Regions from separate parts of the Homo sapiens genome. Here regions 2, 3 and 4 are each linked to region 1. The links are chromatin contacts, found by Hi-C or POLR2A ChIA-PET in ENCODE. All regions are on one chromosome and are shown on one strand. Each heading gives the region's core, a stretch centred on a gene start or an enhancer-like site at or near the end of the contact. The rest is flanking DNA. Distances are from core to core; before and after follow the strand shown.

Evidence for each region. A loop is a pair of places that touch in the nucleus more often than their neighbours do. ChIA-PET counts read pairs that join two places held with the same protein, here RNA polymerase II (POLR2A). Pooled maps may share reads with other maps.
Region 2: a map of sigmoid colon shows a loop between it and region 1 (20-fold over the local background). The contact joins the promoter of MAGED2 here to the promoter of PHF8 in region 1. A Hi-C loop is called at or near these places in 16 of 168 maps with a recorded cell type or tissue (CD14-positive monocyte, CD4-positive, alpha-beta T cell, CD4-positive, alpha-beta memory T cell and 11 more), 26 of 37 single-sample maps with no recorded cell type and 30 of 50 pooled maps. POLR2A ChIA-PET finds 5 or more read pairs at or near these places in 4 of 52 experiments (CD4-positive, alpha-beta T cell, CD4-positive, alpha-beta memory T cell, CD8-positive, alpha-beta memory T cell and 1 more).
Region 3: a loop to region 1 is called in a pooled map, with 23 times the contacts of the local background. The contact joins the enhancer-like site here to the promoter of PHF8 in region 1. A Hi-C loop is called at or near these places in 1 of 37 single-sample maps with no recorded cell type and 6 of 50 pooled maps. POLR2A ChIA-PET finds 5 or more read pairs at or near these places in 1 of 52 experiments (activated T-cell).
Region 4: a loop to region 1 is called in a map of CD8-positive, alpha-beta T cell, with 30 times the contacts of the local background. The contact joins the enhancer-like site here to the promoter of PHF8 in region 1. A Hi-C loop is called at or near these places in 17 of 168 maps with a recorded cell type or tissue (CD4-positive, alpha-beta T cell, CD4-positive, alpha-beta memory T cell, CD8-positive, alpha-beta T cell and 13 more), 22 of 37 single-sample maps with no recorded cell type and 34 of 50 pooled maps. POLR2A ChIA-PET finds 5 or more read pairs at or near these places in 20 of 52 experiments (B cell, CD4-positive, alpha-beta T cell, CD4-positive, alpha-beta memory T cell and 16 more).

What each region holds. Positions count from the first base shown.
Region 1 is chrX:54,043,155-54,048,057 of GRCh38, forward strand. It overlaps PHF8 (PHD finger protein 8), which reads right to left and starts at 1,319. Exons shown (of 22, transcript NM_015107.3): 1 at 608-1,319. RefSeq lists enhancers at 991-1,240, 1,451-1,910 and a silencer at 1,261-1,430.
Region 2 is chrX:54,804,092-54,808,994 of GRCh38, forward strand. It overlaps MAGED2 (MAGE family member D2), which reads left to right and starts at 3,654. Exons shown (of 13, transcript NM_177433.3): 1 at 3,654-3,711.
Region 3 is chrX:53,285,644-53,290,546 of GRCh38, forward strand. All of the region lies in intron 2 of IQSEC2 (IQ motif and Sec7 domain ArfGEF 2), which reads right to left. Among named protein-coding and RNA genes, the nearest start is that of IQSEC2, 33 kb to the right of the region's middle. RefSeq lists an enhancer at 2,468-3,359 and a silencer at 2,564-2,858. Within about 2 kb of position 1,953, at least 25 of the 41 ENCODE cell types and tissues checked have a DNase peak (open chromatin) inside an H3K27ac peak, as active enhancers do.
Region 4 is chrX:54,637,783-54,642,685 of GRCh38, forward strand. It overlaps a transcript of GNL3L not described here. Among named protein-coding and RNA genes, the nearest start is that of GNL3L, 110 kb to the left of the region's middle. RefSeq lists enhancers at 1,401-1,926, 1,493-1,622, 1,913-2,162. Within about 2 kb of position 2,014, at least 40 of the 41 ENCODE cell types and tissues checked have a DNase peak (open chromatin) inside an H3K27ac peak, as active enhancers do; they include B cell, CD4-positive, alpha-beta T cell, CD8-positive, alpha-beta T cell and 8 more, where a contact is called at or near this core.

The sequences.
Region 1 (4,903 bases), core at 69-2,568:
CCCCTAGCTGACCCCTGTTTCACAGGGCTCCCTCTATTATGACGCAAACCACAGCGTCAAAAATGAGGCTGGGGGTATCTCAAGACAAGACCCTCCTCTCACCACCTGAAATAGGGCCAACCAGAGAGAGATAAGGGATCCCTGAAAGTCTCTTCAGGTTACTCAAAGCCTTCACGAACAAGACAGACAAGACTAGGCGCCCAACTCAAATCACAGTTCTGGGGTCGTGTTCGGAGAGTTTAAATAATCCTTTCCATCACTCTCAATATCATTCCTTCCCCGACCAGTCAGGAGTCTCATCACCCCCAAAACTGAAATAAATATAAATCTCTAAACTGACCAGCTCGTTCTGTACTTTAAAGATGACAGGGTTCTGGCTGCATCCCTGAAACTCAAAAGGATCTATTCAAAACCCCTCAAACTGACTAGAATTTCCTCACACTCCCGAAACTAAGCAAGGATTCTTTTGCATCGCTCGGAAACTGGCAGCGTTTCCTTGCAGCCCCCCCTCAAACTGATGAGAGCTCCCTAGTCTCCCCAAATGTTCAGGTACCTCACAGTATATCCTAAAACTGACAGTAATAGCCTCGCAGCCCCCAAAACTTACAGGAATCTTAACGCTTCCCCAACTGACAGGAACCTCCTCACGCCCCAAACCTGACAAGAACGTCTTCAGTCCAGAATCCTACAGGGACCTCCTCATGCTTTGGGCTGCAAGGACTCCACGCCCGCGGAGCTCAGCCCCAGCGACACGCCGGCAGCCGGGCTAGCTCCGGGACTGCGAAGCGCCTCAGCGGAGGCTCGTCCGGTAGTTCCGGCCCCTACGGCGACGCGCGTCGAATTCTGGGATAGTCCCCGTACCGCCGGGAACCTCGCTCGCCTTCCCCTCGAGCCCCCCGCTGGGTCGCGCGGCGCCAGCCGCTCAACGGTGCTTCAGAGCAGCCTCCTCCACAACATTCCCCTCGGCCCGGCCGTTCGGGCCTACTGGAGACCGCGGCTTGGGCCTAGTCTGGCGGCCGCCCGGCGAACGGGCAAGTGGCGTCGTCGCTGGGCCGGCAGGAGATACTCGCGAGCAAACCAACGGGGAAAGAGATGAACCGGCCGCCACGTCCGAGGCACACGGCCCGAAAAGTCGCTGGGAGAAGCCCAGTGGCGGTGGTAGGCAATTCGGAGTAGTCAATAAAGTTTATTCAAAACAATGAGGAAGTTGAGGCGGAGAGGGGAGGAGAAATACGGGATAAACAGCTACCATGTTGAGAGTGGCGGCGCTACCCAGACAACCAAGGCGACCGCCATCTTATGAGGGCTGGACTCGCGAGGTGAGCGCGGCGGAGGCGGGGAACCGCGAGCCGCCGGCTCCCGGGTGACGTCATCGGGGGGGCGGGGCGCCACCTTGAGAAAGGAGGGCGGTTCTCAGCCACCTTTGGACCCGCTCGTCTCTTTAAGGTGCCCAATCGCCGCTGAAGACCTTGAGCCCAGAGGCGGAGAAGCCGCCATCTTAGGCGAGGCAGACGTTTGGCTCCATTTTGAGTGGGGCCCGAAACTTCCTAGCCTTCCCCCTCCTCCGGGCAAACAGGGAGTTCAGCTACCCCGACTCGCACACTCCTCCTCCCCAGCCTTCTCCTCCTATGAGAGGAGGTGAACTCGGTGACTCCAAACTACAAAATTAATAGGTGGCGGCGGGGGCGGGCTTCAGCCGGGGTAGAGGCGGAGTACTCACCGCGGCTCCTGTTCATTGAGCACCTTCGATAGGCTGGGCTCTTTCCCACGGTCTCTGCGTTGTTGGTTCTTCCCCCTGTGAAGGAAGCTCTGTGATTATCACCAAATGAAGGCAGGGGCTTCGAGAAGCCAAGTGACTTGAGTCCCGGAGCAGGGACGTTGAACCTTGTGCCCTGTGCTACCCGCGTTCTGTCCCCAGGCCCTCAGTGTAGTTCCTCTGTAAAGCTGCTGCCAACTCCACAACTCCCTCTGAACTCTTCTTTGACCCTACTGTTTCACTTCAGTTCAAATACAGTTCAAGGATTTGTTTGCACCTGTCCCACAATTTTCTGACTATAGCCTGAGGGGAGGGGAGAGGAGGGGGGATGAGAGGAAAGGCTGAGTTAGTGGAGCTTTGCTGAGTTAGTGGAGCTTCGTACATATGCTTCAAGATGGCCTAGGTTTTCTCAAACATTCTAGAAAATTCTCTAGGAGTTATCTTACTATTTCATTTTCTTAAAGGGTCCCATTGCTTTAAAAAGGAAATGTGTGCGTGCACACAATTTACTAACCAGTGATGGTGGGGTAGGCCCTGGGGATGCAATGGTGAAAACAGGGCCTCTGGAGTGGGAGGGCATCTGCCAGTGCAGGAAACAAAGTTGCGAGTAAACAATTGGAATAGAAGGCACAGTAAGCACACAAATACCACCTGCAAAATGACCTTTGCAAAATGCAACATGAAGCTACAAAAGAGCCTTACAAGCTGCTTGCAGCTGCTGTAAGAAAGACGGCAGGGGGACATGGACGATTAAGTTCACTTAAATAAACAAGCGAGAACATTGTACTCAAAAGGATCAACGTGTACAAATGCATGGAGGCACATAGAAAAATATTTACTAGAAGTTGAATATTGTTGGAACAAGGAAAACAGAAGAGAGATAGGTAGGAGGTCAAACAGTAAAGGGTCACAACATGAAAGATTGCGAAATGCAAAAGAGTTTAGATTGTATGCAGTTAGCAAAAAGAAAACACAGGTTTTTGAGCAGGGGTAGCTTAGTCTCATATTTGTGACTTACCCAGAGGATGGTTTAGGGTTTTTTTTTTTTTTTATGTTTGTTGTTTTAGAGACAAGGTCTCACTCTGTCAACTCAGGCTGGGCGGTCATAGCTCACTGCACCCTAGAACTCCTGGACTCAAGCGGTCCTTCCGCCAGAGCCTCATGAGTAACTGAGACTATAGGCGCACACCACCACACTCGGTTATTTTTTATTTTTTATAGAGCCCAGGCCTCGCTATATTGCTCAGGCTGGTCTCAAACTCCTGGTTTCAGATCCTCTAAAAGCGCTGGGATTACAGGCCTGAGCCACTGCACTGAAAGGTCCAGGTTTAATGGGACCTGAAGCTTATATGGTTTGGGGGAGGAAGGGTGAGACGTCTTTAAGAAAAAAATAGCCGGGCGCGGTGGCTCATGTCTGTAATCCTAGCACTTTGGGAGGCCGAGGCGGGCGGATCACAAGTTCAGGAGTTCGAGACCAGCCTGGCCAACATGGTGAAACGCCATATCTACTAAAAATAAAAATATTAGCCGTGTGTGGTGGCACATGCCTGCAGTCCCACGTACACAGGAGGCTGAGGCAGGAGAATCGCTTGAACACGGGAGGCGGAGGTTGCAGTGATCCGAGACTGTGTCATTGCAGTCCAGCCTGGGTGACAGAGCGAGACTCCATCTCAAAAAAAAAAAAAATGACTTATGAATACAAAATTAGGTTCAAAGGTAGGCAGTAAGAGTATTTCTACAAGCAATTCCTTCACCTGGGTAATAATTACGAAGAGAAGTGATACAAGGCACATGTAAATGTACCATGGGGCCGGGTGCAGATTGCATGTCTGTAATCCCAGCACTTTGGGAGGTCAGGATGGGAGGATCACTTGAGCCCAGGAGTTCAAGACCAGGCTGGGCAACATAGTGAAACCCTGTCTCTACAAAATAAAAATAAAATGAATTTTTAAATAACAAATATCCCATGAAACCCAACCTAAATATATCCCCCAAATCAACTTCCCCTTAGGTGGATCTCAAAAATGTCAGGCAGCTCCAACACCACCTAATGCAAGGGAAAGTATGGCCAGGCCCTCAGTGGAAAGGGACAGCACTTTGAACCAATTGTTGTTTAAATGTATTTTGTGAACTTTATAAAACACATCACCATGTGACCCTATGGAAAGTGACAGGTCCTGCAGTTTAAGATGTCTTAGCTTCACAAGGAGTCAGGAGGAATGAGGCTGTTTCACTAGTGTTGGGGGGAAAAAATTGGTCCAGGATAGTTTGGGAAAGGGTAGAAAAAGATGAGATAATTTGGATATTTTGGAGGTTGACTAGGCAGTGTTTGGAAACTGATAATAGCAGATGAGTGAGTGAAAGGGGTGTGAGTTCACTTCTGGGTTGAGTGTCAGCATAGATGACGGTGCCACTGAATGAACTGGGCTACGCAGAAGAGAAAACAGATTTGGTGGGGAGGAGACTAAATTTAATTTGGACTATGTTGAGTTCAGGTGTGTGTGGAACATTAATTCCCTCACCCAACAGTTCTTTATTAATCTACTATGCATCATGCACTGTGCTAGGTGCTGAGGATGTTGAGGTACCCCAGATAAGGCCCTGGCCTGCATGCAGCTGACAGTCTACTGGCGGAAACAGTCAATGATCAAATAAAATTTCATTAATATGTGAATTTCATTCACATATTTTCTTGAACACCTACTGTTAGGCACTGGGGATTTAGGGGTAAACAAAACAGACAAGTCCCCGCCCTCCTGTGACTCATTTCCAGCAAGGGAGACGGATAAAAAGTGAGGCAAATCAGAGAATTTCCAATTGAGGTGAGTGCTATCAGGAAAGTAAGACCAGTTATGAGATAGAGAATGATTTGAAAGGAAAGCAGTCTATTTTAGATAAGGTAGTCAAGGAAGGGTTCTCAGAGAAGGTGACAGGAGCTGAGACCTGAATAACAAAAAGAGCTAGCTAGGGACAAAGGCAAAAGGAATCAAAAGTGTTGGCCGGGTGTGGTGGCTCACGCCTGTAATCTCAGCACTTTGGGAGGCCGAGGCGGGTGGATCACGAGGTCAAGAGATCCAGACCATCCTGGCCAACATGGTGAAACCCCATCTCTACTAAAAATACAAAAAATTAGCTGGGTGTGGTGGC
Region 2 (4,903 bases), core at 2,404-4,903, 760 kb after region 1:
ATTGAGAGGGGTCTGGGGAAGTTTGGGTTTGACAATCTTTGGGAATGCCTCTCTGATGGATTTGGACTGAGATTTCTTCTGACTTCCTGAATCCAATAATATCTCCTAACGTTCTGACTCTGTATTCCTTTAAATTACCCCAGGATCCCAAAGACCACAACTGGGACCTAAAACATTGTGAAACTTAAAATGTTGGAGGTTGTAACCGAGCATAGATATACCAGAAGGGTAGTTGTAGCAGAGGGTGTTCCCCATGGGGACAAAATTGCATAACAAAGGCTCCTAGGCAAGAGAAGGCAGGGCATATCTGGTAATAGTGAAGTGTTCTGTTTAGGTGGAATATAGGCAACTATATCTAGTACTCTCAGAAAAACAGCAGGAAAAGGGCTGGAAAAGCAGTCAGGGCTGGATTTTGGGAGAGCCTTGAAATCAAGCTCAGGCGTTTCTTGGGAAAGCATTCCATACCCATTGTCATGTATACCTCACCTGCTATTCATATCTCAACTCACTGCAATCAGGAAACTGTTGCATGGAATAGACTCTGAAATAACAATAGCTTAAATAAGACATACATCTATTTGCCTCACCTAAAAGAAATCCAGAGGTAGGCAGTTCACGTTGGCTTCATGAAATTGTTACGGATCCAGGTTCTTTTTAGTTTACTAATCCAGTATCCTTAGAGTGTGACCCTAGTCCTCATGGCCTTTATTCTGGGAGGCTATGTATCTAGCTAAAAATCAGGTGACTTATTACTAAGGAAGAAGAGGAGGATGAATACTAGGGTAAGCAATTAGCAAGCTATGCCACAAACATGTGCACTGAAACTATTCCTTCCAAGGTCACCAGAGACCACCACTTGATCGTCAAAATCCCCAGACATTTTTTCAGGTCTTACTTTTCTTGATTCTTGGCACCATTCATCACTATTGACCTTGACTCCTCCCTCCTTTTGAAACAATCTCTTCCCTTACTTTTGTGACACTCCTTTCTCCGGTTTTTTTTTTTGTGTTTGTTTGTTTGTTTTTTTTGATGGTGTCTCACTCTATCACCCAGGCTGGAGTGCAGCGGCACAATCTCGGCTCACTGTAACCTCTATCTCCCAGGTTCAAGCGATTCTCCTGCCTCAGCTTCCCGAGTAGCTGAGACTACAGGTGTGGTCCACCACACCCAGCTAAATTTTTGTATTTTTAGTAGAGATGGGGTTTCACCGTGTTGACCAGGCTGGTCCTGAACTCCTGACCTCAGGTGATCTGCCCACCTCAGCCTCCCAAAGTGCTGGGATTACAGGTGTGAGCCACCATGCCCGGCCCTCTCCTGTTTTTCTCTCTGCCTCTTTGGTCACTCCTTATCAGCCTCTTTCATGAGTTTCTTTTCCTCCACCTATACCAAAGATGCTGTTGGACTGCAGGGCTCTTCCGTGGGCCCATGTCTCTTCTAGCACTACGCATTCACCGGGGTGCTGTTACCCTTTCTCAGGAATTCAAGAACTATTTATGTACTGATGACTCCTAGATCTATAACCTCAGCCTAGACCACTTCTCTGAGCTTCAGATATGTATATTCAACTGCCTGTGGTACATTTCCACCTGGACATGCCACAGGTGCCTCAAAAGCAATGTTCAGTTCTTGTCTAACCTGCTCCTCAAACCCGCTCTTCCTTCAGTATTCCTGATCTCAGTGAAAGGGGTTACCATTCACACAATCTCTCAAATCAGATCGCCAAGAGTTCCCTTTGACACTCCCCTCCTCCTTGCCCTTCTCTTCACAATCCAGTTACTCAAGTCCAGTTACTTTTTACTTCTTTACTATCTCCTCGATTCAATCACTTCTCACTATCTGCCACCACTCTAGGCCAAAGCACAATCATTGCTTACCTAGATGACTACAAAAGTCATAAGCACTCTCCCTGTTTCCAAGACAACACCTAATCCACACTCCATATAGCAGCTAGGTGTTCTTTCTAAAACACAAACCTATGCTGTATCCTTGCCTAGAATTCTTTAGTAACTCCTGGGTGCTCTCAGGATCAACACCAAAGTCCTCATCTTGGCATTCTAAACTTGCCAACTTGCCATGATTTGGAAGGGGTGGGGAATTTGAGATGCCAGAAGTAGAAGAAAAGGAGGGGCTATGTCTAGTGTGGATAAGGGAGAAAATCTAGGAGGCAAGAACATGGTGAACTGATATCACACACTTGGAGAAAGCAATAATTCAGAGAAAGAGAAAAGACAGGAAAACAGAAGCCTGCCTTGAATATGCAAGAAATTTGTGTGTTTGTCTATCTTGAATTATCCATGGAACACAGGGATTCATTATATGTTATTTACATAGTAAAAGGTGACCACATAAAGCAGAAGACTTGTGTCCATTTGAATTACATTTATATGTGGAAAGGCACTGAATATTATTTCTGCAACTAACAGTTGTGCTGAATTTTATTATGGTTTCTAATAACTTTTTAGTTGATGCTCTTGGGTTTTCCAGGTCTGCATTTATATATTCAGTAATTAATGATGATTTGTCTATTTCCTATTATTTTACATCTTATTTTGTTCTCTTGAACAGATCCAATTGGTTATGTGAATTTATTATGTGATAGAGGTGCCATTTCAAAGCAGAGAGGGAAAAGATGGATTAGTTTGCACATGATGTAGAGGTAAGAGACTATGATTTTGAAGAGTAATCAAGCTGAATCCGTATAGAAAATAAATTTTGAAATGATCAAACATCTAAATGTAAATAATAAAGCCACAAAAGTGCTTGAAAAAAAAAACGGGGTTTGTTATAGGAGTGTGAAAAGCATCTTTAAGCAAGCAGCAGAATCCAGTTGTGATGAAGGAAAAATGGATATATTTGACTACATAATAATTAAACATTTTTGTTTGGCAAAAATTATCATAAATAACATGAAAAATATTTGTAATATGTGACATGTACAGGAGAGACATTGCTGGCGGGAATGTTATCCATTTACTTTTTAGGAGTAAGTTGACAAATTTTGCATCAAAATGGAAGACTTTTTTGTAGCATTTGAGCTAGCAAAAAATACCATAAATAACAAAAAGTGCACCAAGCAATCTAAATGTACATGTGTACTGGACTGGTTCAATAAATTATGGGACATCTATGCAAGAAAAGATCATGCAGCTGTTTAGAAAAATGTGCACTAACGGAAAGATGTTTTATATATAACTGGAAAAAAACAGGTCGCAGAACAGAAGGTATGTATAGTGTACCATTTGTCGGAGAGAGAACCTGAATAATTAGTATACGAATAGAAAAAAAATCTGGATAGCAAAATGTTAATAGTGGTTATTTCTGGGAGATGAGTGGCCTTTCATTGGTGTGTTATATATTACTGCATTGTTTGAATTTTTACAACAACAACAAAAGAACAACATATTACCTTTGTAATAAGAAAAAATGAAGATATAAAAATAAATTCAATGAATGACTTGCTTTCAGGGGGCGGTTTGAGTTGGAAGAGCTTCAGACTGAGCCTGGTACAGTGGCATAAACATGGGCTTTGGCGTCAGACAGCCCTGAGCGGGGCCCCATTGCCCCACCCCCGAGGAAGGCGAGGGGGGGTGGCAGGGGGCTGCGGAAAGGGGCTGGGCTGGGTTGGGCTGTCTGCAGCTCTAGTCCAGGAGGCTGAGACTTCGAGAGGGACTTAGAGAAGGCAGACGCATCCCGAACTCGCTGGAGGACAAGGTGAGGGGCGTTGATATTGGGGTTTTATGGAGGTCAGACAGTGGTTCCAGACCCCTCGAACCCATAGCCAGGCAGATGAGCAATTCTTACTGCACCACTGCAGCTGAAGCAGAGGTGACCTGGAGTGGGGTGTAGGCAATGAGGACGACTGAGAAAGTAGTAGGCTGTACAGACTGGGAGCAGAGACTAGCGGAGGGAGGAGGGGAGAAAAACGGGGAACCAGGAATGTTGGGAGGGGGACGAGGAATACAAGGAGGGAGGGGAACACTGAGGGGGAGTGAAGATCCAGAGAAGAGAATCGGGGATGCAGAGAGGGATTAAGGAATACTGAGGGGCAGGGTGTGCAAACGTAACACGGAGGAGGATGTAAGAAATGGGAAGAAGGAATTCTGGAGTAAATAGGAAATGTGAGGTAGGAATAGGGAGTAGGGAGCCAGGCTAAGGGAATACGGAGGGGGGCATAAGGAATGAGGAGCAGGGAGCGGGGGAGGGGCAGACAGGCTGGGACGGAGGCCCCCTAGGGAGGCGGAAAGGGGCGGGACCACTTCCGGCCTAGAGAGGGGAGGGCAGTCTCCGAGTTTCGGAGGGGCTTGGAGTGAGTGGACGCACTCGGGAATTGTAGGAGGACGAGGTGAGCAGCCGGGTCGGCTTTTGGATGAGAGCCCCGCTAGGGGTCGGCCCCACCCTCTGGGATCTGGAGAAAACCTGCCTTAAGGACCGGATCGTACCGGATCCATCCGGCTGGGAAGGGAGGGGACTGGACCCGGTTTGGCCGGGCCCAAGATGGAATCACTAGCTCAGTATTTATTTGAGGAGGGGGTGTAATAGGGAAGGGGCGGAACCAAGATGCGCCTGTTTGGAGGGGGGCGTGTTAGGAAGAAGGGCGGGGCCAAGAGACACTGGACTCTGTAGGGCGTGAGTAGGGGAGGGGCCGGGTCCACCAGACACTGCGACAATTTTGGAGGAAGGCTTGTTGGGCAGGGGGCGGGACCGAATGGTACTGCGGACCTGGAGAGGGGCGTGTGTTGGGGCAGAGTGCCAGACTGAGACCACGACCATTGCGCATGCGCACTATGTTTCGCTAGAAAGGGGCGTGTTGAGAAGGGCCAGCACTGAGAAGAGCCAGCTGCTGAATGCGCATGTGCACGGTGGACATCAAAGAAAGGGCTCGTGCTGGGAAAGCGGGCGGGGC
Region 3 (4,903 bases), core at 703-3,202, 760 kb before region 1:
GAACCTGGGATAATCTCTCTCACTTAGGTTTACCATTTAGATATGGAAGATGGCTTTAATAGCAATCATAAAACTATCAATTTTATTAAAAATAACAGCACCTGCTGTGTGCCAGGCCAGAGTCAGGAGGCCTCTGAGGAGGTGATGGGAAGCCCCTAGTCTCGGCCAGAGGATGCGAGGTCAGGGCCAAGGCCAGAGCTGTGGACATCGCTCCTGTGTCTGGAGAACAGTCATTACTGGCACAGCTGATTCCTAACTCTTTATTCATAGGTGAAAACTTGTCTAAGGGGTCATTAGTTCCCTCTGTAATTAATGTAAAACCTGCAGGGTTTGTATTAGTGGAAAAGTAAGCTCCAGCATCAAGCTGATAACATTGATAATGTGTACTTGTAATTATATACTGGAGGTAACTATAAATTCAGTCACTGAACTCATAAAATATCAAAATTCCTGAGGCCACCAAGAGCTGGGTAGCAGCTGTACCATCAGTAGCTTTATACCAGTTGTTCTGAGGTTATGAAAAATTACCACAAGCTGGTAGCAATGGTAATATTCACTGTACATTTAAAAGCTTTTTCGGCATAAAATAAGAGGGCACTTTTAGACAAAACAGCATGTTTTGATGCAAGGATATGGAACTTGAAAGCACAGTGAGCAAAGGTCATCTTGCTATAAAATAGGAACCAAAAACAATCTTACAAGTGTTTGCCTCTGAGCCGACCAGCTCTGACCTCACTTGGGTACACATAAAAACTGTGCTTACTGCAGAAGAAACAAGAAGTACCAAGTGTTTTCTCTCTCTCCTCTCATCCAATTCTGAGGGAATCAATTATCTCACACGGCCCCTTGCTGCCTTGTGTTACCACAGGCTGGAGGATCACTGCAGTCCAATGGCAGGAGGGGCAGATCCTGAAGCTGGAAAAGGTCACATAGCTTCCAGGTTGGTGGCCATGTCAGGCCATGGGCAAGCAGAGGAAGCTGGTCCAGAGAGAGAAGTCCATGAAAAAGAGATGATAGGCTGGGCGCGGTGGCTCACACCTATAATCCCAGCACTTTGGGAGGCCGAGGAGGGGGGATCACGAGGTCAAGAGATCGAGACCATCCTGGCCAAAATGGTGAAACCCCATCTCTACTAAAAATACAAAAATTAGCTGGGTGTGGTGGCACACGCCTGTAGTCCCAGCTACTTGGGAGGCTGAGGCAGGAGAATCGCTTGAACCCAGGAGGTGGAGGTTGCAGTGAGCCAAGATCATGGCATTGCACTCCAGCCTGGGCGACAGAGCAAGTATCCGGCTCAAAAAAAAAAAAAAAAAAGAAAAAGAAAAAGAAAGAAAGAAAGAAAAAGAGATGACAGGGACCAGGCAAGCCATGAGAGATGGAGAAAGATGAGACATGGGCCCAGGAGATGCAGACAGCGAGACAGCAACCTTGGTCCTCGACTTCCTGGTCCCACTTCCAGTTGGTGTGAGGCCTGGCTGTTTTTCATTAACTGTTCTTAGATTCTGTGAAATGTAGCCTCACAATAGTCCCCTCATTAGCCCTTTATTCTTGAGCTAGCTTGAGTGGGCTTCCGTTCCTCACAACAAAGTGTACCCAGACTAAGACAAGTGAAAATTGGGAATGTAAGTGCAGGGTTTGTGTAAGCAAAATCGCATAAAGAACACTTAGGTAGAGAGGGGTGAATGCAATTGTCCAGCGTTTGTGTTTGTTCACCCAGAAGCTCCCTGGTTCCCTGACACTTGCAACCACAGCCACACGCTCCAGCCACACGCTCACACACACTGACATTCAGTGGCACACAGCAACAAACGCAGCAGCAACCAGATATGGTTCTCTGCAGACCCCCTGACATGCAGGGCCACGCGCCAGCATGCAGTGTTGCACTTTGCTCTTCACAGCCACGCTGCCATGCAGCAGTGCACACCCACATGCATAAACACAGAGGTGCTGCCCGTAAGGCTCAGGGCAGGAGTCGAAGCTTCACTGAGCTCTGTGCAGCCTCCCTCCCCAGCTGCCAAGTGACTCATCCCCAGGGCTGCTAATTAAAGCCAGGACAGAGGGGACAGAGGCAAGGGGAGGGGAAGAGAGAGAAGGCAAGTTTATTTCGGTGCCAACCAGGCACTCAGCCAGCTTAGGGGTCACCCACTTCCTGGGGCTGGGCCAGGCGGCGGCAGAACACAGAGAGGAAGGGGAGGAGAAGAGAAACCTCTTACCCCTTCTTGCCCTTCTTTAGCTTCCTGGAAAGTTACCTCCTCCTCTCTCCCACTGTCAAAATCCAGCTCTGACTCCTCTAGACTTCTGTCCTCACAAACTGGCTGTCTACACCATCATCACGCTCCCATTTGGGCTGGCCCGAGCTGGCTCATCTGTGTCTGCAGCAACCCCAGACTGTGAAGCAGTAAGTGGCAAGGTTCCAGGCAAAGGAAGTGGTAGGAACAGGGCAGGGTGGGCAACCGGGCTGAGCCAAATGGGAGGCATCATGGGAGGTGATGCAGCTGGATGGCTCTGGGGATGGGTAGTGTCTTGGACATGTGGATGGGGGAGCCACAGACGGTTCATGAGGTCTTGGCCATCCCAGATTGCCAAGAGGTGAAAACAAGAGATTATCTAATCCAAACTCCTGTAGGACAGATTGGAGCACTGAGGCCCACAGTGGGAGGCTCCTCCTCCCACTTCTCCTCCAACTGCAGTGGCTCCCGTTGCCATAGGGACGTCCCTGTCTCCGCGGGTGTCAGCGGCTCCCCCACCCCCTCCCTCCTTCCCTAGCAACAGGCCACCTCCTCCTGCTTTCATCCTTGCGTGCCTAGCAACCCCAGCCTGGTCCCCAGGGCCAACAAGTTCAGGCTGACCCTCACTGCAGCAGTGCCTCTAGGCCTGGGCCCCCTCATCTTCTGGTGAGGGCCTCATCAGGCCCGTCCTGCCCTCTCTGTTTTCAAGTTCTACACTTGTTCACATTCTTCCAGCCTGACTATATAGCATATGACAATGGATTGGGTTAGGGGAAAGCAGAGGACACTACAGTTTGTTGCACCACTATTTCACACCAAGCATTGCTTTACTTTAAGTTCTCTCATCAACCCAGAGAAGTCAAGACTATTGTTTCCATTTTACCCATGAGAAACTAAGAACCAGAGAAGTTAAGTGATTCTGCAAAGAGTGCACAGCTAGGAAGCAGGCTCTGCTGCTAGCTAGCTTTGTGACCTCGAGCGATGGCCAATCCCTCTCTGGACCTTGGCTTAAGGTATCTTTAGGTCAGATCTGTGACACTTCTCAGGGACCCACAAGAAGTCCAGGCACCTTTCTCTGCCCATGCCTACCCCCCACCCCCATCACCAACTGTTCAGCTCTAATTAGACGCCACACTTCCTCTGGCACCCCATACTTTAGAAGCCCTCAGGCCTGGGTCATGCCAAGGGTGGCTTGCAATCTACCGACTCTGCTCTCTCCTTGCTATTCAGTTCCCATAAAAGCCCAGGCCTAGCGCCTCTCCTCGGTGTTTCTTCCACCTCCCTAGCCCTTCCCCCTCCACACACACATGAAGTTTATTAGATGAGGAAACTGGGGCTCCAAGAGACAAACAGATTGTCCAGTCACACAACTAGAGAGCAACCCACCCCCCAAATGGAGGCCTGTGCATGGATCCAGTGTTTCTGCCCTTCCTAGGCCACAGAGCCTCGCCTCTCTCCTCCAACTTCCCCAGCTCCCCACTGATGACAGAAGGTCGCTGTGACCCAGTCCTGACCCGCGTTCTGACCTTACTGCTCTTTTCCTGCCTAGATCTTCTATTTTAGCCCCACGGATGGCTCCCTGTCTCTAAACCCACCCCCCTCGCTTCCCTCCACAAGCTGATCCCACCTCCGGGGACACCCTCCTTATGCAAATCTGCACGGCAGTCCCCGACAGCCCTGCTCAGACGCTGCCTGCTCCAGCAAGCTCTCCTTCACCCTAACTGGAGCGAATTCAAAAATTTACAAGTAGGTCCCTACCCAGCCCTGGTTGCAAGTTCAAGTTGCCTTCCCACCATGTTGTCAAGATATTGCCCCATACACGCCATGCTTTAGCCCCTTCCCATAGCCTGAGTTTGACCCTCGCTTCCCAGATGCTGACTCCTCTAGGCCCCTACAGCCTCCTTGACTCTGGGCCCAGGATGGATGTCAGGAAGCGTGTCTGAATAAATTAAATGCTGGCTTTGGAATCAGACAGCCCAAGGCACTGACTCTCTCAGAACCTCCTTCTCCTCATCTGTAAATCAGGGATTGTAATCCATGCCTATTAGGGCTGTTGTGAGCATTAAATAAGATCATATTCCAAGTTGTTAGTATGTGAGGAACAAATGGTGATTGCTATAATTGCTAATATTAGGATGAGGATGAGGATGATGATTATTATCTGCCAGGCTGTCGAGAGCTCCCGTGGTGATGGTATGGGTAGCACTCTGGGTTGGCGCCAGGCAGACTTGGGTTTGAATCCTGGCTCAGGATCCATATATTAGCTGAATCCACATATTAGCTGCCTGGCTGCAGGCAAAACCCATAACCACTGTGAGCCTCAGTTTCCTCAGCTGTAAAACAATGATGATAAGGCCAGCTCAGGTTCTACCTACAGTGTCACTGGGAGGATCAGACAAAAGAAAGTCCCTGACAACTTCTGTAAGTTGTAAAGGCCCAAATGTATATCATCACATGACTTATGATTATGCTCGTTATTAAATGTCCTGAGCTCTAGGTCCCAGGAACTTCCTTGCTGGGAAGAGCTGAGAACTAGAGATGTTTTCAATCTTCTTCTTCAACAAGTAGCAGGCACATCACCGGGGATGCTTGCAGGAGCCCCGTGCTCGGGTGGCCTCTCTCCAAACCCACGGTGGGACACTGAGATCTATTCCCTTTGCTAGACAGGTGCCTTC
Region 4 (4,903 bases), core at 764-3,263, 600 kb after region 1:
TATTATTATAAAAGAGTTCTTATATTTTAAACACATGAACTCAAATATTTATGGAGAAAATGGCGTCTAGCATTTGCTTCAAAGTAATCTGGGATACGATGTGTGTTGGGGTTTGAGATGTAAGATGCTTGGCCAGGAGGTGATAATTGAGAAGCTGGGTGAGAGGTACTTGGGGGTTCATTTACTCTTCTTTCTACTTTTGCATATGTTAAAAATTTTCATATTAAAGATAAATTAAAAAGTTCGTTCCTTTAATGGGGGATTATGTGTAATTGTCTTTTCTTAAAATGATGGTGATAGAAGGCAGTAGTTTGTTTTTAGTGTCCTTCTTCCGCAATATTTTATCCATCCTTTGCAATTTTTTGAAATATTGTTTGGGCTGTGAAGTCCTAAACTCTTGGGACTGTGAACTTGTGGGACTGGATCTGATCACATGAGGCCACAAACATTTACTGACAAGATCCTGGGTGCCAGACCCTGTTCTGGACTAAAAATATACAGCGAATTAGACACAGTCCACATTCCTGAGAATTGCTGTAGAAAATGAGGTAAGAAATGTAAAATCCTTCACACAGTGCCTGATACAGTGTAAGTGCTCAATAAACATTAAGTATCATCATCACCACCCTCACTACTATCATCATCACCTTCGATATCTTTCCATGTCAGTTTATATATAGCTCATTAAATTAATTAATTAATTAATTGAGATAGTCTGGCTCTGTTGCCCAGGCTGGAGTGCAGTGGCGCAATCTCCGGCCCACTGCAACCTCCGCCTCCCGGGTTCAAGCGTTTCTCCTGCTTCAGCCTTCTGAGTAGCTGGGATTACAGGCGCCTGGCTAATTTTTGTATTTTTAGTAGAGACGGGGTTTCACCATGCTGGTCTCGAACTTCTGACCTCAGGTGATCCACCCACCTCGGCCTCTCAAAGTATTGGCATTACAGCCGTCAGCCACCATGCCCGGCCTATATATAGCCCATTTTAAACTGATAAGTTTATCAACCATCTCCTGCCCCCACTGATACTTTCAATTTTTCGTTATTGCCAACAAATCAGCACGGCTTACACTTGTTCATAAGGCTCCTTGCAGTTTTTTGTCCTCTAGATCTAAGGTTCTTAAAGTGTGGTCTTGAACCAGTTTGCCCCAGCATTACCCTGGAAGTTGTTAGAAACACAAGTTCCTAATCTCTGATAGTAGATGGGCCACAACAATCTGTGTTTTAACAAAGCCCTGTAGGTGATCCGCATACACTTCTCTAGGAGTCTTGGATGTATATATATGGAAATGGGATTGCTGAGCCAATAGGATATATACCTTTAAAATAATGTTTTTTAAAATAAAATAGAGAGGGAGGGTCTCACTGTGTTGCCCATGCTGGTCTCAAACTCATGGACTCAAGTGATCCACCCACCTTGGCCTCCCAAAGTGCTGGGATTACAGGCGTTACATTAAAAAAAATTTAATAGTCAAAGAGCTCTCCAAATCAGGCACGAACTTTTACTTATATATTAAGGTCTTACTTTGAATAGGGTTACTAAGCCTGCTGAAATAACCCCTTTTCTTCCGGTACCCACTTTCATCCGACGTGCCCCGCCCGCCCGACTCGATTGCATCAGCCTCCTGTCAGCCCCGCCCCAGTGTACTTGCACTCGCAAGCGCAGCTGGGTTATCTTGGGACTAGACGCTCACGGGGCGGGGCTTCGATTCTCACTCTTGGAGCGGGGAGGCCAAAAGAGTCGGAAAGGGGCGTTATCTCTTTCGGAAGTGAGTGGGACAATGGCGAGCAAGCGGTCGTGAGCCTTGAGCTTTGCAGCTTTTCTTGGCTCCCATTTCCTCCTAAAGCCACGAGTTTACCAGCGTCTCTTACAAGTAGTGTGTCGCCACTTTAAAAAAAACATCAGGAAAGGAAAAGGGAGAACCCCGGAGCCCGAAGCTACGCCCGCCTGCGGCAGGGGTGCGCCAATTGTCCAGTGGTGAGGGCGCATGCGAACCATTGACAATGACGTAATCTTGCAGCTCACAGCCGGAGTGAGGCTTTCGGGGAGGGAGGAGCTCCGGTGAGAGTAACAGGGTCGGATTTGTCTGGGCCAGGCCCAGGCTGAGACGCCTACTAGGGGATGGAGGGCCCCAGAAGGAGGGAGAGGGAGGAGTCTTGGACTCTCTCGGAGAACGAGGCTGGGGCTGGCCACCGAGAGTGGAAGCCGCTGTCCAGAGGTTAGAGCCACCCAAGAGCTGGTAGTCGAGTGGCCGCCAGGGGGTGACCGTGCCTGCGTACGTCCACAAGTGGGCCCATAAAGACTGGCCCATATATTTTTGAAACTGTTTATTTTTGTATCTGTTTCCTCTTCTGCCCTGACATCCCAGAGAAAGAGTTGTGGGTGATTGACCTTTGAATCACCAGCACCTCGGGGAGGGCCTGGTACAAAGAAGACACATTTTTAAGGCGGTTGATTGACGGAAGGAAAAGACTGAAAAAACGAAAACAACAAGCCAAAAACCCCAAACCCAGAGATACCCATACATGACATAAAGTTAAGGCCTTTTTAAAAAGTAATAATAGAGGAGAAATTTTAAATGTCCATCAGCAGAGCTTGAGGCCATGCAGTTTTTAGGTTGTTGCAGTCAGAGTGTACACACAACCCTGCATCCTTAGTTATGGCATAATAATTTTTCTCTGTTGCTATAGAATCTCCACAGCCGTCATCTCTCAGCAATGGTTGTAGAATGTTCCATTAGACAGCTGTGCCACAATTCACTTAACCCTTCTCTTGTTGGATATTAAAACTACTTTCTAGTGTTTGACCACCAAAATATATCTCTGCAAGGAATAATTTTGTGCTTAGAGCTTTTCCTGTAGGAGTAGGGGTGGGTGGATATCGATTTAGGAGCAGAATTACCAGGAAAATGTCATAAACATGTTTTAGGCTCTTGTCGACCCGCTTTCCTGAAAGGGATCATACCCGTTGACATCAGAAGCCAAGTCCGAAATCAAACCTGGTGGACTCCGGGTCTTGTCTGTCTCCAGGCTGGTTTTAATTTCCGTATCCTGCAGCAATGCAGAAGTTTATTATTAGTTCTGACCTTTGGGGCAAGGCAAACACACACCAAAGGTTCGGGGACAACTTTAGCAACTGCAACAGCTGACATTGTGAGCGGGTGCAGCTCAGGTTTCAAGCTTGAGCAACTGGGTTGGATGAACTTGCCTCACTGAGACAGGGAATCTGAGAAGAGGAACAGGTTTGGGAGGGAGCAGATGAGATCAGTTTTAAATACATTTAGTTCGAGGTGCCTTTGGGACATCTAAAGGGAGGTATCCAGGAGACAGGCATACATACGGATAAACAACAGTTTTTGCCCTTCTCTGAACTCCCAGAGCTCCCTATCTGTGGATTTCTCATGGCTCAGTTTGCCTTTTACCTTTTACTATCCTCAGAGCTCCTTGAGGCCAGGATAAGGGCCTCATTCATTTGTGTATCCTTCCTCCCAGTGCCCAGTACAGTGCTTTATACCTAGAAGGCCATAAAAGTCTGTCCTGTATAATGAAATTTCATTGATTTCTTAATTGGATGATTCCTGCAGTAGGGGTCCTGATCTGGGTGAAAAAGTTTGGGAACCTTAAGAGTTCTGGGAAGGCTTCCTGTAAGAGGTGGCATAATGTTACCGTGAATAATTATGACTATTTGTTGAACACCTGCCATGTTCCAGTCACTCTGCTGCACACATGCATCAGAGATGCCACCACTATCTTTGATGGCCACTGGCCATCTTTACATCCCCTTCTGGGAGCACTGGCTCTACTTACAGCTCCTACCAAATGATCAAGCAAGGACTAACTATGTATTACATCCACCCTTCCTTTAGGATACAGCACCTGATCCAAGGCCAGCCCACAACCTGTGAGTTGTATGGCCCAGCTTTAGAAGATGAGGTGGGCCAATCAGATTGCTCTCTTGGGAATGTGAAATAAGAGATCCAGAGGAGAGTTGCCAGTTAGTTGTGGGGAGCTGAGCTGACAGGTCCAGTAGACCAGGATGCTGGGTAGGTGGGTGCAGCATTATGAATCAGGTCAAGTGCCTGTTAAAATCCTGGGGGAGCAGTTCAAGGTGGTTGGCTGAATGAGGAAGCTGGGGCAGATGTACAGAGAGAAGCAGACATGTAGTGCAGATGAATTACATTAATGGTAAAGCTCCAGAGCAGAGGGTCCATGCCTCATCCAGAAATTTCCTGCAGCTCCAGGCTTAATAAGCTTTATCTGTACTTCACTTCCTGCCCTTGGATTTCTGATTCGTGATCTAGCTTCACTGGGTTTCTGTTCCTTGCATCCAAAAGAGTCTTAACAAAAACAGCCTTTTAAATAGGTTTAATTTAATTTGCACTTCGGCCCTCTGAGGTGAGTGTACTTTTCCTCATTTTACAAGTGAAGAAACTGAGGCTTAGTGAGATTAACTTGACTAAGGTGACACAGCCAGTGATGGAGCTGGTCTGTCAGATTCTCTTAATCTTTTTTTTAAAAGCATTAATATGTTATTTTTATTTTTAAAAATGACCACAAGCTTGTCATATAAAAACAAAAGCAATCAATACAGACATAATCTGATCTGAACATCAATCAGCTCCTTCGACTCTTCCTTTCATTTATTTCCTTTCAATGTAAAGGAATGTAGCTCCAGCTACATTGGCCTCTGTTTCCAGAACACGCCAAGGTTGTTCTCACCTTTGGTCCTTTATACTGAGTGTTCCTTCTCTTTATTTAAAAAAAAATTTTTTTTCCTTCGCCAGCTTTAAACAGAGAGTCCCTTCTCTTTGTAATGCTTTTCCCCTTGCTTTTCCAGTGGCTGGCTCCTTCTTGTCATTGTCTTCACTCAATTGTCACTTCTTCAGAGAGGACTTTGCCAAACCAC